Regions from separate parts of the Homo sapiens genome. Here region 1 is linked to region 2. The links are chromatin loops, found by intact Hi-C in ENCODE. Cell type or tissue: A673. All regions are shown on one strand. Links, peaks and the distances in the headings refer to the core of each region. The heading gives the core; the rest is flanking DNA. Region 1 has its middle 230 kb from the start of POU1F1. Region 2 has its middle 22 kb from the start of POU1F1.

Region 1 (15,825 bases), core at 4,109-12,108, 210 kb after region 2:
ACCTGTTTTGATAAATTATAATTTTCTAGCAATTTAGGCATTCCATTTATTTTTACTATTTATATCAGACTTAATTTATTTGTGGCTAGAAAAATTAGCTGCATGCTACCAATCCTGTGAAATCCATTGAGACTTGCTTTATAGGCCAGCATGTGGTCTGTGTTTGTGATTCAGAAGAATGTGTACCTATATGTTGAGGTGAAGTGTTTCATGTAAAAGAATTAGATCAAGCTTGCTAATTGGTTCTTACAATCTTATTTATCGTTGTTGCTTTTTTGGTCTCCCTCTCTACCAAATACTGAGAGAAATATGTTCAGATATTCCTAAAATATTATAAATAAAGCAATCTTTAAAAGTGGAGTGTGAGTTCTTGGGGAGTTTTATGGCAAATCATACTTGGATAAAATTGAAAACATTAGGAAAAACTGTTAACAGACTGAAGAAAAAATATAACTAATACGTTTACATCATTCGATTTTAACCAGTCAACAAACCATATTTGTATCCACTGTATGCCAGGCATTAAAAAAATAAGACAAGAGTTCTGTAAAATACCTTCCAGTATGCATATGCAAATAAAGTGTACATCAATTTTGATAGAAGATGGCATTTGATGAAAGTTCTAAAAGAGTGGAACAAACAAAAGACTAATGGAAGCCAAGGGAAGTGGTTACTTCTAGACAAGTAGATCAAAAATGCCCTCAGATGAAGCAGTGGACTCTTGAAGGATGAGTAAAATTATGACAAAGAAAAATGGAGAAAGAATGTATTTTCCAAAAGTGAGAAGGCAATAAAATATTGGCTTGTTTAGGAAAATTGAGTTTTTCCAATTTGATTAAAATGTAGGGCTCATAATATATCTGGGTGATATGTCAAGGTAGGGTGATTGATATGAGCTGAATTGCCTCCCCCCACACCTGGAAAAACAATGTATATGTTGAAACCTAACCCCTAGTACTTCAGAATGTGATTATTTTGTGATATGGGGCCTTTAAAGAGTTAATTAAGCTGGGCGCAGTGGCTCACATCTGTAATCCCAGCACTTTGGGAGGCCATGGTGGGTGGATCACCTGAGGTCGGGAGTTCAAGACAGCCTGACCAACATGGTGAAACCCCATCTCTCCTAAAAATACAAAATTAGCCGGGCTTGGTGGCACATGCCTGTAATCCCAGCTACTTGGGAGGCTGAGGCAGGAGAATCACTAGAACCCAGGAGGTGGAGGTTGCAGTGAGCCGAGATCGCGCTATTGCACTCCAGCCTGGGCAAAAAGAGCAAAACTCTGCTTCAAAAAAAAAGAAAAAGAAAAAAGAAAAAGAAAGAAGATAATTACATTAAAATGAAGCCATCAGGGTATATCCTAATCCAACCTGACGCAGAGAGAAAGCAGGAGTGCACATGCGCACACACACATGCTATATGAGGACATAGCAATAAGACAGCCATCTGCAAGCTAAGGAGAGTGGCCTCAGAAGAAACCAAATCTGAAGACACCTTGTGTTGGATTTTAGCCTCTGGACTGTGAGAAAATCAATTTCTGCAGTTGAAGCCACCAAGTCTGAGGTATTATGTTTTGGCAGCCCTAGAAGACAAATACAGTGATATACTGGAATAATAAAAAATGATGCCTATTTGCCTTTGGTTAGCCTTTGAAAGCCATCACACATATATACACTTTCTTTTAAAAACATTTACTACTTTCAATTTCAGCTGGTTATTAACATGAGGATCCCTCATACTTAATCCTCGCTTTATCTGTTCTTCTGTTGCTCCATTTTTACCTCCTTAACAGGACTCCAAATGTTAATCATCTAAATCTAGTGTCTCTTCGACCACACGAGCTCTCCCATAAAAAAATCTTCTAGCTTAAGAATAGTTCATGAATATCTATATATAAGGAAGATGAGTCAATGGGGCATATATGAAAATAGGCATATGACCAATGTAATTGTAGAATATGCCATAGTGCTGAATCGTAGAAGGTAAAATGTGAGTTTATTTTAATTCCACATAATGTATTTGCTAGAAGAATATTTACTTTTGTTTTTGTTACAGAGTTCAGGTTTCCTTATTTACTAAATGTCACTTAAGAACTCTAAAGAGTGACCTACAGCTAAATCTTACCTGGAAATAAATGAGCAACATGGTATTCATCTCTCATTCATCTGCTAGTTTGGATTTGATGTGGCATCCATAAAAAGCACATCATGTTAACATATAGCTAATAGGACAGCCATGAGTTGTACAAGTTAATTGAGGCTTGGTTTCAAATAGTGTGTCTGCTCATTTAATATTCTTCTAAGCTTCCAGCAGTTTTAATTTGTGAAAGCAATCACTTTACCTAGAAGTCATATGCTGTCTTATTTTTATTACAAATTGCTGTTTAATGATGAGTGTGTTCTTTCCCCATAAAAGATTGTGAGTCATTTACTAAAGGACTGAGGCTAGGTTTCCCATTTCTGTTGTATCTTCTGTAGTAGTTTGGTATTCTGCAAAGAGTGCATATTGGAAAAATATGGAAAACAGAAGTCATAGGTAAAAAGTGTCACAGATAGCATTTTATATAAATGAGAAAACCAAAAGAGTAAGCAATATTTAAAAGAAGGTTGAACATGGATCTATGATGAGAACAAGTCATAAGCAAGGGTTGTAATCAATTTAATTATGTGCCCTTGAGGTATAAAGGGGAAAAATGTTAGGAAAGTATTTCAAGCTTGCTCATAAACCAATGAAATCTAAGCCCTTTATGATTCTAATATTGTAAAACATCAAAGAAAATGATTTAAGCAGTTTAGTTTGTTAGCACAGCAAGATGAATAAAGTTATATTAAATATTGATTTTGTCATATCATTTCCCACTCTGATATTACAGAAAAAAGAAAATTTTAACAGTAATTTTTAAGGGTAGATGTGCAAAATTGAAAACAAAGAATACTTGGAGCATTCACAGCTGATAAGAGATATTTTTTATACTGCTTCATCTTACTCTATTTTCTTTCATTTAACTGGGGATGATTTGCTGAAATTCAGCAATTTTGCTTTTTATAGTAAAGAAACTGACAGATGTATTTGGCTGCAGAAATATCTCTGAACTAGTTCCAAAAGATATATAAGAAAAAAGAAAGTTTCTCATATATGTATGTGTTGTGAGTGTGTAATTATTATTTTTACAGAGGTTTCAGAAAACACATTTCTTAGCATATCTAAGTTAGGATTTCAAATCAGAATTTTAAGAGATGACCTTCATAATTTATGCATCTTCTTTCTTAACAATATAGAGATCTATGCCATTCAAATACATAACATTGACATTCTTATTGAGGAAAAAAGAAAGTGAGCACAAATTGTGAGTAAAATATATCCCATTAAATTATGTTTTGGCAAATGCTTGTTACCACCGTCATCATCAATAAATGTTTTTCAAGGATCCTCCATGAGTCAAGCTAAAAATGAGTTTTTGGGTTTATGAGGTCATCAGATGTAGAATCCTTAAAATAAGATATGCATTTTTTATTTGCAGACAACAGAATAATTTACTGTACCTAGTTTGAGCTCAAATAGATTTATTAAAGGATGTTTGAAACTTCACAGTATTATAGGAACACTGAAGGGTGAGATCCCAGAAATAGTCCTCAAACAACATTGCAGAGCTGGCCTGATAAGGAAACTGCTGCTGCTGCTGTGGCCACTGAGCACAGAGGTACCCAGCTTCCACCTCCACCCACACCAGGAGCAAGAAGCAAGATCTCACTGATCACCCATAAAACTCACCTCCAATTCAAACTCTTGCATGGGTATGTTTATTGAGTGGGACTTAAGTTACATGTGCATACACTGGCAATAAAAATTTTTATTTTATTTTATCTTCGGAAAGATAATTAACAACATGAGAATGTGGGGAACTGTTACAATAAGGGTGAAAATAATTTAAAATGTTTTGGGTAGCCACAAATGGCAAGTGCCTATTTCTATGTAACAACCCAAACTTTATTAGCATTGCCAGATTTTAGTTTTGAAATACATTCACTATTTATAATATATAAACATCTTCCTACAATTATATGATGATCATCAATGCTGGTTCTTATAAAGCGTAACACATTCGAGGTGCCAGGGAACTGCAGTAACGTGATCTCCTCTAGGGAAAGTCATAAAATACTTTTTCTATTGTTAATTCGTAAGTAGTGTTATCTTGAAGTTTAGCTATAGTATATATTACACTGTCTTTCTCCCATCAACTAGTGCTAATGGTGCTTAAAAATAGCCTAAACTAAATATTCATAATAGAAAAAGTAACCAAGTATTTTTTAAAGTAACCACTTGTATAATTTTAAGTCCAATAAGAAAATGTCTATGTAAATATTGCCAGTGTTAGCTTTTCTTGTGAAGGATATAAAGTATTCATAATCTTGTCTTGATGTGTTCTAAACTGCCTTCACTGCTCCTCTTCTCCTCTATACTCGCAGTAACATTTGTTTTAAGTGAGTCAGCTGAGATGAAAATATTAGCTTATTTCACCAGTGACCTAATTTTGAACAATACTGGAAAACAAGACATGCTGGGTAATGAAAAAGACTGCTTCCAATTGTTCTCTCTCTGAACCATTCTGGATGGCATTCTCTTAGCAGAATTGTTGGAAAATTATAGGAAAGTTTAAAAGATAACCACAAAAGAAAACCTGGCAGAGGAATAGCATGCAGGAAGTAGTCAGTAGTTGCTTCTCCCTTCAACTTTTCTCTTTAGTCCCTTCTCAGTCTGATTCAGAAAATGGTGATTGCCTGTCTTTCTACCTGCTGGGAGTTTGCTGAGCCTTGTGGTGAGTAACCTCAGTTTGCTGCCCTCCAGTCATTTACAGACAGTGTAGTAAACATTTATTTCCAAAACAGGTGGTATGAGCCGTGAGAAGACATGCATACGTACAGAAGTTCACATATGAAAGAAGGAAGTAATTAGCGTTTTTTCCTTCAAAGAATAGGTGGTGCCTCAGCAATGTCTTGACAGGTAAGTAGGAACTCAATAATCCAGGAACATATGATACATCAGTAAAATCAATTTTCCCAGTGAATTGTCCCTTATCGGTCGCAAAACCTAGGAGACTTTGTAAAACCAGATAGCCTGCGAACTACTGGTGTATATATTAATCATTTTACATAGATTTGAGTGATTCTGGCTCCTTTAAAATCATATCATATAGACTGATCTCTTCATTCAGCAGCTGAAGCATAATACTCTTAAATTACTTCAATGAGAAAAAAATAGCCCTGATTTTCCTGTTTAATATAAAAGAGAGAGAGAAAGAAGTTGTATCGAAGCCATGACCACTCAGGGAAGAGTGGTTTCTTGCCACTCATAGTGTTAAGTACACAATAAATGCTTATTGAAAGTATACATCTCGGCCGGGCGTGGTGAATCATGCCTGTAATCCCAGCACTTTGGGAGGCCAAGGTGGGTGGATCACGAGGTCAGGAGATCGAGACCATCCTGGCTAACACGGTGAAACCCTGTCTCTACCTGGGCATGGTGCCTGTAGTTCCAGCTACTCAGGAGGCTCAGGCAGGAGAATCGCTTGAACCTGGGAGGTGGAGGTTGCAGTGAGCCAAGATCGTGCCACAGCATTCCAGCCTGGGTGACAGAGCAAGACTCCATATCAAAAAAAAAAAAAAAAAGAAAAGAAAGTATACATCTCTCTATGCACTCTTTGTAACAAGAGATCTATGTTTAACGGGATTAAACTCTAGGATGGAGAATAGGGATAGCTTGAAGGAGGCTTAGCTGTGCGGGGACAAGATAACAAATGTAAGATTATTTCAAGTGAAAATTAAAATGAATATGGCATAGAAATCCAAAGACAATAGGAACAAATACGTATGAAACTAATAGGTTATTTTTTTCATCAAGGGAATGGAAAATTAAGATTAGTTCTGATCACAGAATTGCAAAGTAGCATACAAAGGGAAAAGCTTAGTTGATAGGGCAATAAGCAAAGTAAGTTTTCAGTGGTTTTTTAAAAGATATTTATTTAAACTATAAGAGTATCTCTCCACTCTGAAATTTCCAGTATTCTGTGGTCATCCTTTCTGTTGTTATCTAAACTAAATATTCTAGGTTCTTATTAGGCATGATGTTACATAATCCAGCCACCTCATAAATATTTTTGAGGAGCTTCCTGTGTTTTTTGTCACTTGTCACGTGTAAGACTACCATACATGGTCAATAGATTTGTGTATTGTATACCACACAATTCCAAGGGCACAACTCACTGGAATTGGTATTCACTGTCCTCCCGGAGTTGTACAATGGACACTGTGCATAACTGTACATAGCAGTCCTGCAGCTCTCATCTCAAACCTCCTCTCTCAGCTTTTGTGTGATCCCCTCTCCTGTATTGCTACGCATCATCCCTGCATCTTCAAGCATGTCTGCCTCACCTCCCATCCAAATATGGACGTGCTACCTCCCTTTAGACATCTAAACCATTGGCTGCAGTCTAAAAATTTTTGCTCTGAACTTTGTGGTATCAAAAGATTATATATATACATATATATGTATATATATCACATTCTCTGTGTGTGTGTGTGTCTCTTACACATACATACACACACATAAAGCTTAAAATTCCGTATCAATAGCACATCCACTATTCCTAAAAAATTGTTCATTGTTTTTTTGCTTTTCAAATAGAGTCCAAACTTTCAGCCTTATAAACCAAAAAGAACAAATTAGCAAGCAAAACAATTATAATGACAAACATTTTCTATATATAAATGATGTATGATAGGCATTGTTCACAGAAAGGTACCTGGGAAACTACAAAGTAATTAATTTTGAGAGTTTGAGTTTTGTGTTATGAGTTCATCATGACTCCAAAAGGTGCTACTAATATTTATTTATTCATAATTCTAACTTTAAGCTGGGGTGTCAGACTTGGAAGCAAAGAGATTGAGTTTCTGGAAGAAATCCAGAAATTCTGGCTGTTCTCAGTTTACCTTGCGAGAAACTCAGACTAGCAGAGCAAGACAAGGGCATGTGCATAGGAGCAGTTTCAATTGTCTGAGTTGGCATGTTGATAAGTTTAGAATTCTGAATAAATATTATTAGAAAACCTTTGCTAGCTCTCTTCCTTGCAGTTGGACAGGACAAAGAAAAATCAAGGGCATAGTCATAGCTAAGTAGGAATACAAAGTTGTGAATGCATGGCTCGCACTTCCAACCTGTCTGCAACTATGCTCAACTTTTGAAGATTCCTGCCTAGTAGTCTATGATTCTAGCCTCCATATTCAATATGCAGTCCAGAATATAAATCATTAATTGAAGTTGTGTTATGGACTAAAGGAGAGTAATCCATTTACCAATGTATATAATATATAAAATACTTTGTGTATCTTCATGTGGTGATTCTAAAATATTTATTGCCTCCATCAGATTTACTTAAAAAATGCAGTTTGAAGGAATAAATGTTTACAGATGAAGGATGATTAAGCAGATAGACTAGTATCGTCATGTTTTGGTGATCTCAACTCTGGAATATCAACAAACCAACTCCTTGGTAATTGTTAGTTGCAAATGGGCCATCTTTGAAATCAGTCACTCTAACTATAAAGAGGTCTGCTTCCCCCTGCTGGAAGCATCCAATAGCTGCACTTAATCCAGCAATCTTTTTAATGACGTCACCATTGATAGGAACTGCTCGCTCACATTTATTAAGTGCTTACTCAATAAATGGGTTTGGTATAAAAAATGATAATAAAATGTCCCTTTTCTCTTGTGCATGACAAAATCTTTCTTATGACTCCCGGAGATGTGACTATAATTCTGTCTAGGCTTCTCCTTGACCACGCCATGTGTGCTAATACACAAGCCTAAGAAACAATACGGTTTGATGCTCTAAGACTTGAAAAGTGCTTTGTTGGCTTCTGGGCAATCGTCCCACATCTTTCCCTTCTTGCAAAACCCGCAATCACATGCAGAATCTCCAGGTTCTCAAAGAGGAGAAATCCTTATTTTCTTTTCTTTTTTTTTTTTATGTTTTTTTAAATTATTTTTTTTTATTATTATACTTTAAGTTTTAGGGTACATGTGCACAATGTGCAGGTTACTTACATATGTATACATGTGCCATGCTGGTGTGCTGCACCCACTAACTCGTCATCTAGCATTAGGTATATCTCCCAATGCTATCCCTCCCCCTTCCCCCACCCCACGACAGGCCCCAGAGTGTGATGTTCCCCTTCCTGTGTCCGTGTGTTCTCATTGTTCAATTCCCACCTGTGAGTGAGAATATGCGGTGTTTGGTTTTTTGTTCTTGCGATAGTTTACTGAGAATGATTTCCAATTTCATCCATGTCCCTACAAAGGACATGAACTCATCATTTTTTATGGCTGCATAGTATTCCATGGTGTATATGTGCCACATTTTCTTAATCCAGTCTATCATTGTTGGACATTTGGGTTGGTTCCAAAGTGCTGGGATTACAGGCATGAGCCCTTATTTTCTTTTTCTAAATGTCCTATCACTTTTCTTATCCATCATTCCTTTTGTATTTCTTTTCTGTCACAGAAATCTTCAGTGTCTGGCGGAGGCCTTTCTTCTTGAACCAATTACATGTTTGTTTACCATAACACATTTTATAAGAATAAAAATACCTGACTCCTTCCTTATATCTATGTGTGTATATTTTATGTATATATTAATTATTCCACATAACCGGAGTCAATGAAAGACAATTTTACAAAACAATTTTTTACAAAACCCTTAAATAAATTCATCAAATTTTACATATCTATGGTATGTCTTAATACTTTATGAACAAGTTTAGAATAATGTCATGATTTGAAACTGAAGTTAATAAACATAGTGACTGTGAATAGCTACTGAAGCTTCTGATTAAGTAACATATCATAATTATGGCTGGTCGCCATTTGGATGTTTTCCAATTGTCATCAGGAAATGAGGTGTATCCTCAGGAAGATAATTAAAAGAAAATTGTTATATAATTTTCTAGGACAGTAATAAAGACTCACAGATAATGAATATTGAAGACAAATTGGTGCTTTGCAATTAAGTTTGTTTTCCAAATCAAGTTTGTGTGTTACAGAAGGAGGTTCACTTTGGAGAGTGAAATTTCTAAGATGAAACATATCTCTGGTGATTCATGGCAGATAGGAAAAACAAGACCATTCTTAGTTTTGAGATTTCCAAAGAGTAATATCACATGGGGACAGTTTTATTAAAAATACAGCAGTTTTGGATTTTTCAGTCCTCAGATGAAGATTGGTGTTCTTTATAAAGTTCTGCTCCAACTTACAGAAAAGTTGTGAAGATAATGTTTTGTTTCATTTGACTATTCCTTGGTCAGAACTTACTATGTTTTATAGTAGTATTGTCTATTGGTGACCTTGAATTTGATTTCACAATTTTCACACTGCCACATATTAAATTTCGTAGTACAGATACCAGGATTCAAAACAAGTGAGGATCTAATACTGGGAGATCAGAACCCAAAGTCAAAAAATATCTCAAATTACTTTGACAGTCTCATGCAGGAGACTTCTGTTCTCTCTGTGAGATTCTTAGCTCTGTTATCATACATAACACTATTTTAATCAAGCCAAAGCCTGATAAAAATCAGCAAAGATCATTTGCACTGTATTTTGGCCTAATTTGGCAGTTAAAATTGGTCAATGGATGGTGACACAAACAATTCTTGGAGAGTCTAAGACTCGCTATGTTCTCTGATGGCAATTCTTTTTTAAATGTATATATTTTGTTAACATTTCATTATGGTTTTAGTTAGTTTGTTTTTTAGTCTGTATACTCAAGGACTATGATTTCCATATCAGAATTTTCTTTTCATTTTTGACAAGTCTTTTTAACTTTGCATAAACTAGATTAATGGTAATTGCAAATAGTTTAAAAACAGTAAATAGAAAATCAAGGGCTAAGATATGCAGTACACATAATTTTAAAAAATTGATTAGGCATCCCTATTATCTGAAAAATTACATAACTCTTTATTTGGCTTTTTAATGTAAAATTAGAAATTCTAAGAAAGTTTATATTTACCAAATTAAAATTTAGTTTTATTTTTTTAAACTCAACTTTATGTGAATACTCTGATTTAAATGACCATACCTCTTTATGAAAAGGAATGGCAGATCTAACATACTATATACATTGCTAATGTTTGGAGAGCACTTGTGTCTATAATGAAGTATCAATGTTAAAGGAAAATACTAAGAAGAAGACTAAAATGTAAAAAATACTATCTTATTTTCTTAGCTTAAGGTATTTTAATAGGCTGTTACTAATTATGGCTATAACTACATGTGTCAACGTTTTTGCTAAAGAATAACACATTATGGCTGAACAAAAATTGTTCAACATTATATGTGAAAATAGGTATTAATTGAACCATTTTGGCTAATATAACCATTTCTTGAAATTATTACTTATATTTGTGGCTTCTATTGTTCTACCCCTCACAATTAAATGGGGGTTTCAACATGGTGACTACAGTTAATAAGTTTTTCTTGAAAATTGCTAAGAGAGTACATTTTAGGTGTTTTCATCATGAAAAATAATAAGTATGTGAAGTAATTCACACATTAGCTCAATTGAGCCATTCCACAATGTATACATATTTGAAAACGTGTTGTACATGACAAATATATATCTTTTATGTAAATTAAAATAAAGAAATAAATATTTTGTTTTCTTAAATACCCAGAAAATTTGACTCCTAGTAAAATTTTACTGTTTCTTATCTATACCTCTAGGGTCCATCCAGTACCCAAATTATTTATCATGTATGTGCATAATGAGATACAACCAAGAATGTACATTGCCAGTTTATAATAGCCAAATTTGAGAAATGAATAAATTATGGTATATATATAAAATAGAATAAATGAAGCCTTTGAAATGTATGATCTGAATGTATCAAGTTGGAAACATAATATTGAAAGGAGAAAAGTGATATGCACAGTAAGATGCTATGTATATGAATTTTTTAATACAAAAATATAGACATAATGCATGCTATTGTACACAAATACACATATTTTGCAAGATATTAGGTCTTTCTGTAAAGAGATTGGCAATAATGATTGGATTAAGTGTGGCTTTTAACTATATTAGTAAAATTTTACTTCTCTTAATTTCTACCCCAAAAATGATCTAAAGAAACAAAATGACAAAATAGTAATGTACATTACATTTTAGTGATAAGAAAGTCTTAGTATCTAAACTCTTTGGATGTTTGCAATGTTTCATAATTTTCTAAAATAATAAGTTATACTGGATGTGCTCAAGAGATATAGATAGGAAAGATAGCCACATTTTACTGGAAATTAAATTTTTGGCCTTCCCAAGGAAGACTTTCAAAACAACCTTATATGAATGAATTGAGCTGATTGAAAAGTTACTGGCTGGGCACAGTGGCTCACATCTGGGAGGTGGATGCTGGTGGATTGCTTGAGCTCAGGAGTTTCAGACCAGCCTAGGCAACGTGGTGAAACCACATCTCTAACATTGCCACTTTTGAAAACAGTCTGGCAGTTTCTCTAAAAGCTAAAGCTAGAGTATGATCCAGTAATATCACTCCTAGATATATACCCAATAAAATTAAAAACATATGTACACACAATAATTGTATACAAATATGGAAACATTATTTAAATATCCAAAAAGTGGAAACAACCCAAATATCCATCAACTGATGAATAGATAAAAAGTTGTGGTATATACATATAATAGAATACTATTCAGCAATAAAAAAGATTGAACTTCTGACATATGATACATTGTAGATGAACCTCAGATCATGCCAAGTAAAATAAGCCAGATACAAGAGACCACATATTGTATGATTCCATCTATATAAAATGTCCATAAAAAGCATGCTAATCAAGACAGAGTGTAGATTAATGGTTGCCTTGGAATGGGCATGAGAAAAAGATTAAATGTTAATAGGCATGAGGGATATTATTTAAAGGATAAAATTGTTCTAAAATTTAGTTATGGTGATGTCTGACCCACTCATTAAAGTTAATAAAAATCATTGACTTGTATACATGAAATTACGGATGATTTTTATAATATGTAGACTATTCCTCAATAAAGCTGTTTTAAACAATAAAAATAAATTTAAAAAAAATACCAAAAAAGAAAAAGCCAGGTGTGATGGCATGTGCCTGTGGTTCCAGCTACTCAGGAGGCTGAGGTGGGAGGATTACTTGAGTCCAGGAGGTTGAGGCTGCAGTGAGCCATGATCATGTCACTACACTCTAGCCTGTATGACAGAGAGAGACCCTGTCTAAAAAACAAAAACAAAAACAAAAAAGAAGTTACTGAATGTCCTGTGACTTGAAATGTTGACTAGGTTAAAGCAATGTTTCCCCTAGTGTGCTCCTGCAAACACCAGTTTTATATGATTTTTAAAGTATTATCTGAAAAAGGATTGCATGGCCAAATAAATTGAAAAAACTTTGGGTAAGCAGATAATAATACATTGTATTGTTCAAGAGATCTCAGTTTTTGATGTGCTATATATTGTGCATTTTCAAGAAAAAAGCAGAGCATATAGAATGTGCAGAATTAATTGATCATGAGGCTTTGTTGTGTGTTTGTGATGTCTTTGGAAGTTTTCCCACCGAACATATGTTGAGGCTTATGAAACTTGAGGATTACTTGTCAGGGAATGAATAGAGAGAATTTCAACAAAGGATGTGTAAGAATTAAAGAAAAAGGAGAGAAACACGAAGGATGGCTTTTCAGTCAACAGGGACAGGTTTATTTTAAATAAACCTGAGACGGGCAGCTGGCACACCCTCTTACAGATTGTTTTTAAGGATTTAGGGTGGGAGAGTTTATCAGAGGCTTGGACTGCTTCTGTGTCTCTTTGTTGTGCTTATCTGGGAGGGAGAGTTGTGTGTCTGTTCCCATACGTCTTTCCGCAGTCGCAGGCATATCCCCCCGAGTCGGCTTTTAGCTTCCCTATCTTAGTGCACCTGAAGGGAAAGGAATGTGCTTATTAAGGCCCACTGTTTTACTGGGGCCCATTGTGTAAGGGTGAAATTTGGCAGTTACCTGAGAGACTGTCCCCTCACCCCTCTCTGCGCCCCGAGCTGTCTCGTCTGTGTTTTACTGTCTGCTCCTTCTGGCTGCTTGTCGTGAGAAGAGAAGGGATTACCTTGAAATGCAAAGGCTAGAAAGGGAGCGGGACTTAAAGTGGCGGTATTTGTCCAAGATGACAGGTGCTCCTGCTCTGTCAGGATGGATGGCTGAACTAGACAATGGACAAATCTGAGAACTTAATGCAGCATCTATTATGTGCAATGGACTTTATGAAATGTAGAAAAACAAAATAAGATACAGTTTATATACTTAAGGATATTAGTGTGATAGAACAAAAAATTATTCCTTCCAAACATGAGATTCTCAGACAATATTTTATTTTTATCTTTTTTTTCTTTTTTTTTTTTCTGCGACAGAGTCTCGCTCTGTCGCCCAGGCTGGAGTGCAGTGGCGTGATCTCGGCTCACTGCAAGCTCCGCCTCCCTGGTTCACGCCATTCTCCTGCCTCAGCTTCCCGAGTAGCTGGGACTACAGGTGCCCGCCACCAAGCCCAGCTAATATTTTGTATTTTTAGTAGAGACGGGGTTTCACCGTGTTAGCCAGGATGGTCTTGATATCCTGACCTCGTGACCCGCCCGCCTCGGCCTCCCAAAGTGCTGGGATTACAGGCATGGGCCACCGCGCCCGGCCTATCCTTATCTTAATAATATCCCACCTAATGAATATGTTGGGTTTGCGCTCCTGACAAGTGTGACAAGAGAGTAGTTAAAAGTAATTTCTTCTGGTATCTAAAAGGCAGTGAATCTCAAAGTGTAATTTAACTTTATGTTCCACTATTTTTCTCTTCTGTGGATTAATAGCCTTCATTAGAAAAGTGATTTCCCACTTCTATGTTGCAGTACCCAATGCCACTCACCACCTCCTGATACCTCCAATATAATATGTTTTGAGAATTTTTAGGTTAAGCAAAGGCTTCTAATATTATTAGGGGTTTTGCATAGTTTTTATTTATCCAACAACTTTACAAACTCTGTCTTGAATATGTTAAACATAGTTATTAAATTTTTAAAATGATTGCTTTATGACTATTATCTAGCAGATCAAAATATTGTTGAACTAATTTCTTAGCAGTCCAAATGATGTATTTACACATCCTCACAATCAACTTATTTGCCTGAGTGAAAACCACCTTTTAATATATTAATGTATGAAGTCACCATCTGTCAATTGTTAATTTATTCATTTAAAAATTATCTACTTTACTGGTAAAGTTATGGGGATTATTTGTGTCCACGTGTGGTATGTGTCTGTATGATATATTACAAAAAGAATTTTCTAATATCAGTTTGGTTAAGATACCAGGACAAAACCAATACTTATTAACAACTTCCATTATCCAAGTCCAGGAATTTGTAACTGATTCTGCCAATAATTTCCAACTACTTAAGAAAAAGTAAAGAACTCTCTAGAAATTTGAAAGCAATTAAAAATTAAACATTTCCTTACTGTATTCCCCTAAAATTAAAGTAAAGTGGAGGGATGTGGAGCTTTCAAGAGAATCTCTTAGAGAGCTTGAACTTTCTAGTCTCCAAGAATGTTGGAAATGTGGGAACTAATAAATTACTAACATTGAAAACAAAATAAAAGGAAGGATTGTCTGGAGTACCCTGCTTGGTGACAGGAAGGAAGAGTTTTTGTGCAAAAGACTCAACTTTAGGGGTTGATAGGGCAAAAGCATATGTATGTTTTTTATAAGTAGTATTTGCATCTTCTGGACAGATGTTGACTTAGGATCATTCTAAAGAAACGTTAACCATGAAAACTGCATGCAAGGGGTGTCCACAAAAAAGGGGTCAACCTAGAAGCAAGATTCAGAGGAAATTGTGCAAGCAGCTGCATTCCCAGAAAAGCTCATATCCTCATGATGGCCACTATAGGACATTTCAAAACAAACCCACAAGAGCACTTCCATGGGAGCTTTGATAAAAAACAACAGCCCAGAATGGAACAAGAGTAGATGATAACTGTGAAAACCTCATAGAATTTTGCCCTCTCCTTTTCTCCCTCCTCATACTTTCTGAGGCAGACCTGGTGGAAGCAGAAGCAGGCCTGTGAGGGGGAAAAAGGGGTCAGAAGAAGGTGGAGAACCTTCCAGGTTTGACCCTTTCTAGCCTGTATCCTACAGTAGCTGGGGGATCAGAAATTTGGAGGCAAATAAAAGTCTGAAGTTTATGTATTTTTATGAGGTGCATTTATCATTATCTGAAAATGAGACTGTTTATCTTTCAGAATAAGGAAAAAGACTAATTTGCTTGCAATACATGACAAAAATTAGATAACAGAGTCAGTTTAAGGGGACATTGTGAAAAACAATAAAATTACTTTTTTCTTGAAGCTTACCAAACTTCAATAAAATAAGTACATGTAAGATTAAAAGAAATGAAGATAGTAACTTGATTTGGCATCATTTAAATGACATCATTCAATCAAACTTAAATAGCATGAAATTTGACTTTCATAAATTTAAAAATAAATTATAGTATAAATAAATGATAGTGAATTTTCAGTTTCCTTAAATATTATTAAAACAATGTCTAGCACAGAGCAGATGCTCTTGAGAGAGAGAGAGAGAGAGAGACAGAATCTCACTGTGTCGCCCAGGCTGGAGTACATCAGTAAATATTTTGGAATAAATATTTTTAAATGGCTGAAACAATACATGTTTAATGGCAAAAAGTAAAGAATAAGAAGT
Region 2 (15,825 bases), core at 2,802-10,801:
TCTGTGTAGAAATGTAATCTGTATTGCATTTCTTATAAGTACCACATGCTAATTGATTGCACCACTGGAGCTACAAATTGGTATTACGTATCTATACATCTATTTGGCATCATCATCAATATGATGATGAATCTCAAAGTGTTAATGTAGAGTTCTTGCCCATAGAAATGTGTCATAAATATTTAGAGATGCCAACACATATTTCTGTATAAGTGTTTTCATAAAATTATTATTTTCTTAATAAGAAATGAAAAAGTCAGATGATAGGGGAATGTTGAAATAAATAATAGTATTTACATATAAGGAATACAATGCAGCAGTGGAAAAAATGTTTTAAAATAATATTTAATGGAATAGGCAATAAATCTCATTATAGAAATATAAACAAAGCAAGATAAAGAGCTTTCATAGAGATTTTCGACAAGTACTCTGAACCATGTTAATAGTTTAAAATTTTGTAAATAAACACTAGAATTCTTAGAAACTGTATTTTTTCTTTTCTAAAATGATGATAAAACAGATATGAAAATTCAACAATTATATCAATCAATCAACATAAAATAAAAATTTCAGTTTTCTGGTGAATCAGGATGTTATTCTAGAAACTGATATTCTCCACACCTTCTTCACCTGGAATGCAAAACACACAAAACAAAATGAAACAACAAACAAAAGAAAACAACTCTAAGGAATTGACATTTTGGGATGACTTAATGGGTTGTTTCTTATTTGTTTATCTGTTTTTTGTCATCTGGCTCTATTGTCTTTACCAAGTGCATTCAGTCTTAGTTGATCAAACAATCCACTTCATGTCACAATATTGAGCATAAGGTAAATTACCTTATTTATCAGGTAATTCATCAATTTATCAATTTTGATTTTTTTATGGAAAACTTTTAAAAGGGCTTTCTGATTTAAGGAGAAGTTTATGAATCGTTTAAGTAAGAATGTAAGATTAGAAGGGGAATAGTTAGAATAGAGGAAAAGCATCGAGGGGAACCATAAATATCCAGATATGGTGTGATGATGGCCTCAACTGGGAGATGGAGGGCTGACAGTGGGAAACAGGAAAGGCAAATAATGGAACATATATACTAGATCACACTATCCATATATTTAAGTTAAAACCCATATATAAAAAGAGATACAAACTAATGGCAATTGGAGAAGGCTTAGAATAAACAGTGTTTTATATGTCCTAGGAATTCCAGAATTTCATTCTCAAAGTTGAAATATGCTAAAACATTCATACAACATGCCTATATTTATTTACCAAACATTTTTGCAAGTGTATTCCAGAGGTATTTCAATTATACCTTTCAATAGATAAAATATCAGTTCTACAAAACTATTTTTTCCACAGAGAGATAATTTTGAAGAAATGAAAATAACTAAGTTTTTCAATAATTATTTACTAAACATACACAACATACTGGGTACTGTGATTCTTGGTTGGGAGAGAAGCAGAGATGCATAAGATGTTGTCCCTGCTTGAGTTTAGGATATTTTTTAACCAACAAGAAATACTATTTCCTTCATTGTTGCTGGAAAAGTTTATTTCATTGTTTTGGAGAAATTGAACTGGTCTAAAGAGACCTGGAATAAGAGTTCTCCCTCAGTGCTCACATAGCCAGTCTAATTACTCTTTCACAGCCAGATTCTCACATCTTCAATAGAATCACTTAACACTGAGTTGAAAGACACCTTAGAGATCATGTAGTCCAACTTGCTAATCAGTTAATAAAATAAGAAGGCTTTACTGAGATCCAACCATGTAAGACACTATAAGACACTAGGGCTATATATACAGGCCCTACTAAGAAGAAGCTCATGATTTTGAGAGAGTCCTAACCTCAAAACTAAACAATGCAACAAGGCAAGACTATAATATAATTACATACATCACACCTAAGGATTACTGAGAAAAGAGTAATTCATTTGCATTTACAAGTGTGGTCATGGGAGGGGGGAGCAAACTGTGGAAGATTTAATAACATAGTAGGTAGGTGACATTTTAGCTAGATATTGAGATATTAATATACCAATAGAAGAAACAAAGAGAGCAGAGGAGTGTAAGGATGAAGACACAAGAAACAGCATGGTCGTCTGCAGAACTGAGTTGTTTTCATTTGACTAGACTGAAGGAAAGAAGACTATCTTGATTGACATCTATATTCTATGACCAGATGGTATAGTTACCCAAAGAAATATTGAGGTTAAATTAAAGAAGAAAATAAAGACATTGGTCAGGAAAAATCAAGAGCTATTCAATACAAAACTAAATTACTCAGTAATGAAGGGAAATCAGTAATTGGAGGCTAAAACTCAGACAGTTTTCTTAAAAAAGAAGTTTGAAGTAAACAGAGTGAGTGATAAATTCTGTGGGGTGGGATATTTCAAAGAAACAAACATTACAGAGACTGCTGTAGATGGGAGCCTATGAGTCTTTTGGCCGCCCCTATTCCACATTTTCTTTTGACCTCTCTACTGTATTACAAGGACCCAGCCTCATCCTGGGCCTTTTAGAAGCATCTGTGGTCTGAGAGTTGCTTCCTGGCTGCATCCAGGAAGGGTAACAGTGCATTTGACATTGGGAGTGGGCATATACAAGCCAAAGGAAGTTGTCTGAATAGCAATCTCTAAATAACACAGAAATCTTTGGTGAAGAGCTCCGAGTGTGGACTGAACCTTCTTCAGCACTTATGCTCATCCTTTCTGAAGTCCTTGAGTTCTGCTTAAGAGTTGCCTGCAAGTCTTCTCTTCTCCAAGTAGCCACACCACTATTCTCTAAGTGGAATAAGATAATAAGTAAACTCTTGATAATAGAAGCTTAAGCTGAAGTGTCACTGTGAAACAAGAATTTGAAGTAAAAATATCAGTCCACCAATGTGCTCATGATATCCTACAACTTTACCCTGTAAATACAGTGCTTAAAATGAAGCATCTTCCAAAGCTTGTATTTAATCCCTTTTCATAAGCTAAGACCATCTTAGTATAGGCTATATAGCCCATCTACACATTTGCTTGAAATATTATTTGCAACTTCCTCTTAAATTGCAAATATTGCTATAGCATTGTCATATGTCAAATGTAACCCAGGAAGTATACAATTTGTGGATACAGAAGATGTCAGAGAGAAAGTATATTTATAGAATGGATAGTTACGGCACAAGAGAAAATCTATTAACATTGTCACATTAATACAATTTGTATTGTATCAAGATTTGTTTAAAGTATTAATAAGAAAATTGTTTAAATACTCCATTTCATAGTAAAAATGTTTTATACCATTCTTAATGTGCATATTTACCTAGGGTAACTGGCAGTTTTAAACGACAAAAACCTTGATCAGAAAACACTTAAGTCATTTCAGAATTAAGGGTTGTTTACCACAACGTCATAAGCTGTTATAAGTTTGGTGAAGTCTAATTTTAACTATAATGTCAATAGCAAGTACTGTGAGTAGGTGTTAAAACTTTATATACTAAGTATGTATACTAAAACTTCATATACTAAAAGCAGGTTAGGTAGGAAAATGAACTGTGTTAGTCTGTTTGCATTTCTATAAAGGAATAGCTTTGTCAGATGTATAGATCGTGAAGATTTTCTCCCAGTTTGTGGGTTGGCTCTTTACTCTGCTGACTGTTCCTGCATATCTGACAAGGGACTAATATCCAAAATCTACAATGAACTCAAACAAATCAGTAAGAAAAAAACAAACAATCCCATCAAAGAGTGGGCTAAGGACACGAATAGACAATTCTCAAAAGAAGATATACAAATGGCCACCAAACATATGAAAAAATGCTCAACATCACTAATGATCAGGGAAATGTGAAATGAAACACAATGTGATACCACCTTACTCCTGCAAAAATGGCCATAATAAAAAAATCAAAAACCAGTAGACATTGGCATGGATGTGGCGATCAGGGAACATTTCTACACTGCTGGTGGGAATGTAAACTAGCACAGCCACTGTGGAAAATAGTGTGGAGATTCCTTAAAGAACTAAAAGTAGAACTACCATTTGATCCAGCAATCCCACTACTGGGTATCTACCCCAGAGGAAAAGAAGTCATTATTCGAAAAAGATACTTGCACACACATGTTTATAGCAGACAATTCACAATTTCAAAATCGTGAAACCAATCTAAATGCCCATCAATCAACGAGTGGATAAAGAGACTGTGATATATATATATATATATATATATATATATATAAAATCCCATATCATATCATATATATCTTATATCATATCATATATATACACATCATATATATATAATGGAATACTACTCAGCCATAAAAAGGAATGTATTAACAGCATTTGCAATGACCTGGATGAGATTGAAGACTATTATTCTAGGTAAATTAACTCAGGAATGGAAAATCAAATATTGTATGTTCTCACTGATATGTGGCAGCTAAGCTATGAGGACACAAAGGCATAAGAATGTGACAAATGGACACTGGGGACTTGGGAGGAAGAGTGGGAGGGGGACAAGCGATAAAAGACACATATATGGTGCAGTGTATACTGCTCGGGTGATGGGTGCGCCAGGATCTCACAAATCACCACTAAAGAACTTACTCATGTAACCAAATACCACCTGTAACCCAATAACTTATGGAAAAATAAAAATTTAAAAAAGGCATACCTGAGACTGGGTAATTCATAAAGAAAAGAGGTTTATTTGGCTCACGGTTCTGCAGGCTGCACAGGAAGTGTGATACTGGCATCCATTTCTGGTAAGGGCCTCAGGAAGCTCACAATCATGGTGGAAGGCGAAGGGGGAGCAGGCATATCACATGGCAACAGAGAGCAAGAGAGAGAAGGGAATAGGTGCCAGGCTCTTTAAAACAACTCAGTGCATGAACTCATTCCCACAGGGAGGACACCAAGCCATTCATGAGGGACCACCCCCATGACCCAAACACTTACCACCAGGCCTACCCCCAACATTGGGAAACATTTCAACATAAAATGTGGAGGGGATAGATATCTGGACTATATCATGGGCTTACACTTAAATCTCTTTATTTCCTAGAACAGGTTCTTCATTACTTGAGAACTACCTACTGTATTTCCCATGGCTCCAATTTATGAAATTTGAATGTCATGGCATTTACTGGGCATTCACATTTACCATTACCATAGCCATGGTTGCATTTATGCAAGTAACAGTCATGTCTTTGTCTTTGAATTAGTTTATGACTAATGTTCATTTAATCAGAATGGACATTAATAAAACACTAGCAGAAAATGTGTCATTATCTTTGTAGCAGCAATAATCTATAGTATAAGCAGGCACTTTCTACTAAATTAGTATCCATTTTTACTAAATCTCATTCTACTAGCTTTCAGTAATTCATGCATCTTCAAAAGTTACCCAATGCAGTACTCAAGAGTGGTTTATTTATTAAGAGGTTCTACATTGTAGGGTGTCAAAGGATGGGCTAGGCAGTCCCCAAGTCTAAATTAAAAATTTTAAGCATGATGGTTTGAGTTGCAGTTTTTCTATTCAGACTGAAACTATATCTTAAAACAGTTATTTAGAGACAGGAAAAGCACTTTTAGCAAACATATACAGAGATAAATTGTTTCAGGAAATAAAAATAGGCTTTCTCAATGTTATGTCAACTCAAATTCTCAAGAAATTATCATCGAATAGAATTAGACAGTTTTCCTGTTGCTCATTCAAGCAGATGGTCGGCATTGACCATCATTTAATGATAAAGCAACACAGAACAACAATATGAATTTTCTCCTCAAAAGAATATTAATACTTTGATCAGTATAAAGTATTCGCTATATAGGTTAAGTAATGAGTGTCTAGATATGTCTCCACAGAGGTACGTGCTACTATGGTTTTGGTGATAAGTTATGGTTTTTCTATAGTTTAGTAGAATATATAAGCATTATGAGACATCACTTTTTTTGCTATAGAAATTACATTAAATTTGTTTTACGTTAGGAAAGCCTACAAGAGTGTTGGATATTGTTCATTTGTTTGTTTTTTGGTCTGGATGGCAAGTAGAAACTTCAATCAGAGTTGTCTTGGCAACTTCATTATTAAATTCCTGTAGGGTCTGCTCTGATTAGGGAGCAAAAAAGCAATAAACAGATTGTGAACCTCCAGGTTCCCAAAGACTTTGCATCTTTCCCATAATTTGGCACTAATATACTAGGTAGATAAAATGCTCATATTCTTATTACTCCTTTCATTTTAAAGAAGGTTTTGAAAACAACCAACCACACGAAACCTCAACCAATAATTCTTTAAGTTACTGGTAAAACTGATCATTTTTCCCCAAAAAAGGTCTTCAAGAGAATAAAACCTACAGTAAATTTTTTTATTGAGTATATTTATGCTTTGTACCCAGACTATTTTTTAAAAAATTTTTAAGTCACTTACAAAAAAAGTATTGAAAGCCAGAGAATTACAAATGAAGCAAGAAAAGAAATATCCAAGTTATGTAGCAGAAAGGATGCAGAGAGGGGTACTGTGACCTTTGGTTCATGGCAGGCACATGGATGACTACATTAAGGGAGACAGCAAATATTCCAAGTACTAAATGTTTTCATGGCAGCACTGTGCAACTAGAGCACAGCATAAAGACATGAGCGTTTCTAGAATCCCCTCCGAAAAACGCTCAGAAACGTGACTTTATAAACTTTGCCTGTTACAAAATTTCACCTTCAGGGTGCATCTGCTTTGCCATTTCTCCCCTACTTTATTTTTCTGCCCCAGGAAAAGAACAGTAAACTGTTATCCAAAATATGTTTGGAAGGATGAGTTAAACAAAATTAAGAGCCAATTGCTGAGAGTTAATCCAGAGTGGTAAAACTTTTATTTCATTTATTCAATAAAAACAAACAAAGTTTCTAAGCAGGGATCTGTCATTCCTGGCCTCTCCCCATACAAACACTCTAGAGTTAAATTATAAGCCTTTTGTAAGCTGGCACCAATACTTCCATTCTAATTATTTTTATTTTAAATGCAGGTTTACATTTCTGTTAATTGTTTAGGTGATTTCCATGAATAAAAGAAATTAGAGAACTTGAGAGGGGAAGAGAGAGGCCTGTATTGCAGGCTACTCTGACTGTAGCATGCAGTGATCATTCACCCACAGACTCAGGAAATACAATGGAAAATTGATTAAAGGCATGTTTATTATTGATGAGTGTGCATCGCACAAATTGCGTTCAAATAGTCTTAAAAATTCTTAAAATGCTTTTATATAAAAAATTTAGAACAATTTCAAACAAAAAGTTGAATTAAAAGCAATTCTTGTACCTAAAGTCAACTCCTCATTAGAAACTTTTGCTATTACAAACGTTTTCCAGGTCTTGGATGGACACTTTTACTGCATTTTTAAATGAATTTTTAAAAAGTAAAATTCAAATTAGCTAAAGTAACTTTACGTACTTTGCATACAGTACATTACTTAACTTTCTAGATTCTCACGGTCCACTTTCATACTATGCCCACTATGTTTGCTTTTTCCTCCATTATACTGGCAATTTCTTTAATTACACCAGCAGGTGGCACTATGATACACTGAACCAGGGAAAACAAAATGAATTGTTAACATTTCGCTGGGACTATTGATTGCTGTCAGGAAAATCAACTTCTAAAGTCAAGTCATATTTTAATATTTTTCTTTATTAAAACCTGCAAATAAAAAGTTAAAGCTTGACTTCTGGGTACTTTTATGAATTATACAGAGATGATGAAAGGTATATATCTGTTTCTTCAGAAAATTTGGAGCTATGCAAAAGAGGAGCACCCAGAATACACATTGAGTGTGTTTCCAGGGCAAATCTGCCTAAGATAAAGGCAGATATTTATGAAAAGCTTTAAAGTGGCATTTGCTTAGAAGGTTCCAAATGTACTTATTTATTAATAAAAAAAATTATACTCCATAATGAAACTGTTTAAAATCAACTCTGAATCATCAGTAAATGATAATTATTTGTTTCAATTTTCAAGAAAAATGTAACAACTATTTATTTTATTGTTTTATCTAATCTTACCACTGAAACCATCAATACATGAACGATTATAATATTTTTAAAACAAAGTTATGCTGTACTGCAAAGTATTTTCAAAATTTGCAGTACCAAAGATCACATTATATATGTTTGCTAGCATAAGTTTTGCTGAATATCAGAAAGTGTTTAAGGAAAATCTACTCTACTGAGGGAATATTGCTTTATTTACTTTATAAACTTGTATCTCTACGTACAATTGAAATAAGATATATGTTTTTAGTTTAATATATTCTCACCAACACCCTAGAACAACACACTAGGAAAACTCTTTAGGCAGCCAAATCTAGGCCACCACTCATTTTGTAAATAAAGTTTTACTGGAACGTAGCTATGTATGTTCATTTGTGTATTGTCTATGAATGTTTCACACCAACAGCTGAGTTGAACAACTGTGTTATAGATGGGCTGGCCCACACAATCCAAAATACTTATCTGCCCTTTACAAAACGGTTTGCCAACCTAATTCTTTTTTTTTTTTTTTTTTGAAACGGAGTCTCGCTCTGTCGCCCAGGCTGGAGTGCAGTGGCGCGATCTCAGCTCACTGCCAGCTCCGCCTCCTGGGTTCACGCCATTCTCCTCCTGCCTCAGCCTCCTGAGTAGCTGGGACTACAGGCGCCCGCCACCACGCCCGGCTAATTGCTTTTGTATTTTTAGTTAGAGACGGGGTTTCACCGTGTTAGCCAGGATGGTTTGGATCTCCTGACCTCGTGATCCGCCCGCCTCAGCCTCCCAAAGTGCTGGGATCACAGGCGTGAGCCACCGCACCCGGCTTGCCAACCTAATTCTAAAATACAAGTTTGATTTATTTTTTTTCCTTTCAAATTACGTAAAGAAATTGCATGAATAAAAAGTACAATAATAATCTAATATATGCTTGTGATTGCTCTCTACCAATTGTTATACAAATAATTAAATGAAACATCAAAATTGATTAATTAATACTGAATTCTTTAGACTTCAAATAATTTTGGATGGATATCCCATGAGACACAGGGGATACAAATAGTTATAACACTCTGTTACTCATATGCAGGAGCTTATAGTGTTTTTGCAGAGGTAATATACTTAAAAAAGAGAACTGCTAATACAAACCAAGTTAAGCTAAGTTCCAAAGATTAGATATAGTGAATAAATGCTGTAAGAATTCAGGAAAAGGATAGATGATTGTTTAAGGTAACTAAATTTGGAGGCTATGTAATCAATAATAATTTTAAAGATGGAGAGTTTGCTTAATCCTAAGAAGTAGGATTCACAAGTTTGGTTAGCAAGGGTAAGAAAGAACATTCTAGACCAAAAGAATAGGTTGACTCATTTTGATGTAGGTACATGTATTCCAAACATTTATAACATTTTATAATTTATTTTATTATTAATATGTTACTATGTTCTTGAGTTTTTGATGGTTTTGTCATTTAACTTAAAATGGAAATATGTATCTAATTTGTAAAGGATAATTCCTACCAGAAACATATTGTATAGAGAAGTAATCGCTAAATGATGACTATAAAAAACTACAGTTTATGTGGTGCCTAAATTCGTTTCCTCCCAGTCTCCAAAAAAGAGTGATTTTTAAATTCAGTTAAGTATAATCAAAACAATATTAGTAGAGCTTACTATACAATTGATCCTGGTTTTTAAGTACCTAGGCATACAAATATTTTATCTGAGTATGTCAAGAGAGACAGTTCAAGGGAATAGAGTTTGTTAATACAGAAGACAGAATAATACTATATATTTTATCTTCAACTTAATCTGTGTGCTTTCATTTCAAGGGCCACAAGTGTTAAGATAATTCAAGAGGTTAGTAAAAATGTATAATGAATTATTATCGGATTGAAACAGGTATTCAATGTTTTTAAACAGAGTTTTGCTTCATATTCAGAGGAAAAGGAACAAGTTAAAAAGCATATTAAATGTTGTTTCAGTATGACTGTTCTGTCTTCAGTGGAAATGCTGGGCAGTTTTGATTGCTTATTCTTTGCTTATTTTAAAATACATTGTCTAGAATTTTCTTAGATAAATTTGAAATTAAGAAAAGAAAATAAATCTTCTTAGGATTTACTTCTGCTACAATTTAGAGTGTGAATATAGAGAAAGACCTAAACAATATGACTTTGGAGTACAGGAATTATAGCATTAAATAGGATATTGGTAGAGCAGGAAATTCTAATTAACTACAGTAACATGTCAGTTATTTGGCACTGTTCGATAGAAATAATAGGATGTGAATTTCTATTAAACACATCCTATTACCGTTATTAATGTATAACATTACATGTTATACATTACAAATAACATGCCAAATAACACTGTAATAGTATGTGTTCAATAGAAATTTTTGTCTGTGAAACTAGAGACAATCCTTTTCAGTGTTAAAACATTTTAAAAAACATAAATAACTAAGATTCTTGAAGATTATATAATATTTATTAGTTGATGCAAGATCATCATCAATATCAGTCATCCTCATCTTATTAGGCATCAGTAGCCACATTTGCCACTCTAATTAGAAGGGCAAACAGATTTGGACAAAACTAATTGTGGCCTATGGGAATATTGTTTCCCATTCTTTAATTCCTTCCTCTGCCATACGACCTTGAAGTGCACTAGAGTCCGTGAAATGCATTGCTCTGCTCCATCCATGTTGGGCTTAGTCAAATGATTTTTTTAGGCATATGCAATATGGATAGGTCTTAAGAAACACTGTGTATTTCTACTTGCTTTCTTATGCTCATGTTAAATGTCAAAAGAAGAGTATGCCCTGGATAGCTGCTGGTCCCAGAATGAGACCTGTGGAGCTCCCTGGAGCCCCACCGATACCCTGGAGCCCCACCCAGCTGACCCACAGCCTGAAGCAGAACTGCCCCATATAGATTTTTGAACAAGAAGAATAAATGTTGCTGCTTTTCTGAGCCATTGAATTTAAGTAATAGCTCTGTACTATACAAGATATTCTGCATAAACCAAAGACTTTATTTTTGGTGACTTCAGCTTATATTAATCTATAAGTCATGAATAAAGCATAAGGCTTGTTTTTGAAAATTGATGGTGGAAACCTCACTTAGTTTTTTATACATGCATAACGCAAGTTAAGCTGTAAATTGTAGAAATTTCTGAATCTTTTCTAGATGCGCGATCAGTTTTACCTGTATCTGAAATAGATGGTTCATGGAAGCACCTATAGCCACAAATGAATTTTCGTACTTATTTGATAAGGTTTAGAATTTCTTTAACAGGGTAGGGAGATGTGTTTGATTTTACAATTACATTAAATGAATAAACTAATGGGAGAGAGTAATTTTTTGGTAGATTGTCTCCAAAAATGGGAACCAGCAATTCCTCCCATTCCTATTCTATGTATGCTTCTCCTTTATCAAAAGATGGGGTCTGTGACTCCTCTCTTTTAATCTGTGCTGGCCCTGTGACTTGCTTTGACCCTATATCAGTTTTGGGTGTAGAGCTTAAGAGATCTGACAGTTTCCACTTTTGCTGTTTTGAAAGCCAAGCACCAAGTAAGAAGTTGAATCTTGTTGGAGAGAGAGGACCAGCCAGTCTCTGGCTGTTCCATTCACCCTAGCTGAGGTATCAGCCATGTAACTGAGGCCAACTTGATGGTGCAGCTATAGTCCAACTTCCAGCTAAATATGTTTGCCTAAATTTCCTCAAGTAATGCTCTCTGGAACTGAGGGGTCCAGCTGACCCTAGACAATCTGAAAAACATCATGAAATCTAATAAACCCTTTTTATGCCACTAATTTTTGCAAACCAACCGACATTATGGAATTAAATTATAATTTCATAACTTTTTTTGGAATATTAATTAAACTAAATTAGAATTGGAAAGAGAAGAAAAGTATAACTAAGGCAGGGAACAAACCAAGAATTCTGATCCTGATATGTCTAAAGTTGAAATTTCCTTTCTTCTTAGTTTGTTTTGGTATTTTGTTGAAATTTCCTATGAAGAGAGACTGACTTGGCTCTTGTCAGCATTTGAATTTCTTAGCCCTATTTCATGAATTTCAGATATTTCTAACCCTTGTGTTTTGATAGAGTATATTTAGTGTTTTGTATTTAAATTGCTAAGTGATATGAAAACTACATAGAAAAAGGATCCTAACTTTCTTTTACTTGGCCAGCATCCCGCTTGAAATACTGTGGAGAAAATTTTGAGTTGAATAGGAGAAACACTAGACTCAAAGTGCCTCGGTTTTCCAAAGCTGTCATCTTCCTGTAGGTTTCTTATGCAGAATAACCTGTTCCATATTCAGGAGGTAAGTATCAATGGTTTTTTACGTGGATATCAATATAGGATTTGACATGCCTGTTACCTTATTCTCAATAAGATTATGAAAATGTATGCATTAACTGTTTTTGTTTTCTTGGCTTTAAGGACTACAACTGTAAGTCAACCATATATAAAAGCACATTAGAAAGTGTAAAAGAAACAATACTTTAAAAAGAATAGATCAGATATTTATAGTGGACTTGCTTCTAACTTACTAAGAACCAAATCAAATAACATATTTTCTCACAACAATTCAGTGTCTTGGGAATTTGCAAGTGTTTAAACAAGTTCTAAGTTTGTTGCTCATCCAATTCTCAGAGAAGTTTAAATTTGAAATATAAAAAGACTTTTGCATTCTTCTTGTTGCAAGCATCCAGATTCGAAACCATCTACATTTTCCCTGTAAAAACAGAAATTGGTGAGAAAAAATATTTTAGATTTAGGTGGACATTTTAACAATGCATGAAAAGATTTGGTAGGGGTCTAAAAAAATGGCGATGACCCAGCAGTTATTTAAAACTTAAAAGATTTGTAACCAACCCAAATGCCCATCAATGATAGACTGGATAAAGAAAATGTGGCACATATACACCATGGAATACTATGCTGCCATAAAAAAGAATGAGTTCATGTCCTTTGCAGGGACATGGATGTAGGGAAGCCATCATTCTCAGCAAACTAACTCAAGAATAGAAAACCAAACACCACATGTTCTCACTCATAAATGGGAGTTGAACAATGAGAACACATGGACACAGGGAGGGGAACATCACACACCTTTGCCTAATGGGGGATGGGGGGCAAGGGGAGGGACAGCATTGGGAGAGCATTAGGACAAATACCTAATGCATGCGGGGCTTAAAACGTAGATGACAGGTTGATAGGGGCAGCAAATCGCCATGGCACAGGTATACCTATGTAACACACCTGAACATTCAGCACATGTATCCCAGAACTTAAAGTAAAATAATAAAAAAAAGTTAAAAAGGATCTTTCCTGCATTAAGAATACCCAGCCACTATTCACTCCACCATGGTAGTATTGGAAAAGGCGGACAGCTAATGCACTTGACACTCTTAACAAAGAGTGATTTAATCATATTTTATACTAAGAGCAATGGATGCTAACAAGGCCTTTAGAAAAAGACATAAACTTATGTATGTTTTAGAAAGATCATTCTGAATACAGTGTAGAAAATGGGTCAGAGACAAGCACACTTGGAAGGAGGGCTTCGGCACTGGTCCAGTACTTCAACTCTGGTGGCAGAGATGGAACCTCTCAGGCAACTTCTGCCTGGGATCCCCTTTCCTGTATTTCCAAATTGCTCAGCTCTTCATTTCTTATGTGTCTCAGCTCAAAAGTTGCCTTATCAGAAAGGCTTTCCCCAAGCACCCTATAAAATAGTTCAACTACCACTCTCTACCCCCACTTCATATTATACCCCTCTGCTTTATTTTTTTCATAGTATTTCTTTTCCTCTGACATTTGTTTATTTTCTGTGTTTCTTCATTAGAATGTAAGCTGCTTGAGGAGAGAAACTTTGGGTCACTGGCATCAATGGCTCCCAAAAGATTTCAAACAACTTGCTACTCCAAGTATGATCTATGGACCAGCAGTATTGCTATCACCTGGGAACTTATTAAAAATGCAGCATTTCATACCCCATTCTAGAACTACAGAATTAGTAGCTAATTCATTTTGACAAGATCCAAAGTAATTCATGTATGCATTAAAGCCTGTGGAGCACTAGCCCAGCACACTTAATTTTTTTAAATTTTTTTAAATTATACTGTAAGTTCTGGGTTACATGTGCAGAACGTACAGGTTTGTAACATAAGTATACACGTACCATGGTGGTTTGCTGCACCTATCAACCCGTGACCTACATTAGGTATTTCTCCTAATGTTATCCCTCCCCTAGCCCCCCAGCCTCCACAGGCCATGGTGTGTGATGTTCCCCTCCCTGTGTCCATGTGTTCTCATTGTTCAACTCCCACTTATGAGTGAGAACATGTGGTGTTTGGTTTTCTATTCTTGAGTTAGTTTGCTGAGAATGATGGTTTCCAGCCATCCATGTCCCTGCAAAGGACATGAACTCATCCTTTTTTATGGCTGCATAGTATTCCATGGTGTATATGTGCCATGTTTTCTTAATCCAGTCTATCACTGATGGACATTTGCGTTGGTTTCAAGTCTTTGCTATTATGAATAGTTAGCCCAGCACACTTTAGATCCTCAATAAATTCTAGATGACAGCATAATATTAGAATAGGTAGAAGGTGACCATTGGATGAACATATAGACAGAGCTACAGGAAAAAGTCAAGGATGATAACTGAGTTTTGGGGCTTATAGCTTACGCAATTAGGAAGGTGGTGAAGCAACTCAACGAGATAGGAAACCCAAGTTTATATCTTGGGTTTAGATGAAAATTTAATTTTTTCAAAGGTGAAAATTTAGTTTTGGATATTTTGGATGTGCGTATCCTGTGAACAGTCAGTAGCTAATTAAATATGGAAACCTGAAATTCAAAGGGAGATCAAGATTAGGCATATAAATCTTCTATAAATATAAATGGAACCATTCAGAGACTTACACTTTAATAGATCTCCCAATTATACCGTGACCAGATGCAGACAAACTGGAGCATTCACAAAAACATTTCTGTTTCAATGTTGAACTAATGGAAAGTGGCTTTAGCTATTTCTCATTTACTTAATTTTGCCCCAGTCAGACGTGCCTCATGATTTAGAAGGAGTACAAACTTCCTGCTACTTATTACCCAAGATGTTTAATCCTTTTAACCTACAGTTCATATTATTAGTCAATATTGGCTGATACTAATTACGTGTTGTGGTTATTATTAACTGCTTATACTAAGAGGGAGACCAATCTGCTAAAGGCTTTCTTTCTAAAATTTCTGCCTTAGCTATGTATACATTATATAATCTTGGCAGGCAATCAGAAGAAATATTTAGGGGGCATTTTTTTCAGCTTCACTGAAGCATTTAACTTAATTGATTACACTTGGCTTTTACAGACAATGAGGACTCCCTGGTTGTAAATTGCTCAGATGACTATTCTCAATGGATGATGATATAATTAAACAGTAATTTCTGTTTCAAATGATAACATACACAAACAATGGGCAGCTTCCATTTGCTTGGGGATAAAATAATTTAGAAAAATTACAGACTATCACTATTTAAAAGCAGCAAATGTAAAAGAGGAGACTAATGGTTTTCTGGTGAGTTTTTTCACTATTAAATCAGAGAATTCTCTAAAAAGATAATGCTAGCTGTATTGAAGGCAAACTAGTGTGTTTATTGACTTCTGTGAGCACCTGTAAGAGGTTCACTTTGCAAGGGTATATCAAACACGGTGCACTTTTTCATAACTTTGCTTTAGTATTCCACTTCTCAGAATCTCTCTCAAATAAATACTTTAAAATAATTCCCAAAAAAACCACACAACTATCT

The links. Hi-C counts contacts between places; a loop is a spot of excess contacts. Peaks named below come from ENCODE experiments on the same cell type or tissue, not always from the same donor. Only the 100,000 strongest peaks of a DNase experiment are listed, where the experiment ranks them.
Region 1: a loop joins it to region 2, with 6 times the contacts of the local background. A loop is called at or near these places in 19 of 110 quality-filtered maps.

The regions. Positions count from the first base shown.
Region 1 is chr3:87,496,478-87,512,302 of GRCh38, forward strand. No RefSeq gene overlaps it. Among named protein-coding and RNA genes, the nearest start is that of POU1F1, 230 kb to the left of the region's middle. In A673, for the core only: a CTCF peak has its summit at 7,625 (motif pointing left); DNase peaks (open chromatin) are centred at 7,614 and 8,954; H3K27ac peaks cover 1,113 bases.
Region 2 is chr3:87,290,755-87,306,579 of GRCh38, forward strand. No RefSeq gene overlaps it. Among named protein-coding and RNA genes, the nearest start is that of POU1F1, 22 kb to the left of the region's middle. In A673, for the core only: a CTCF peak has its summit at 7,542 (motif pointing right); a DNase peak (open chromatin) is centred at 7,557; H3K27ac peaks cover 1,545 bases.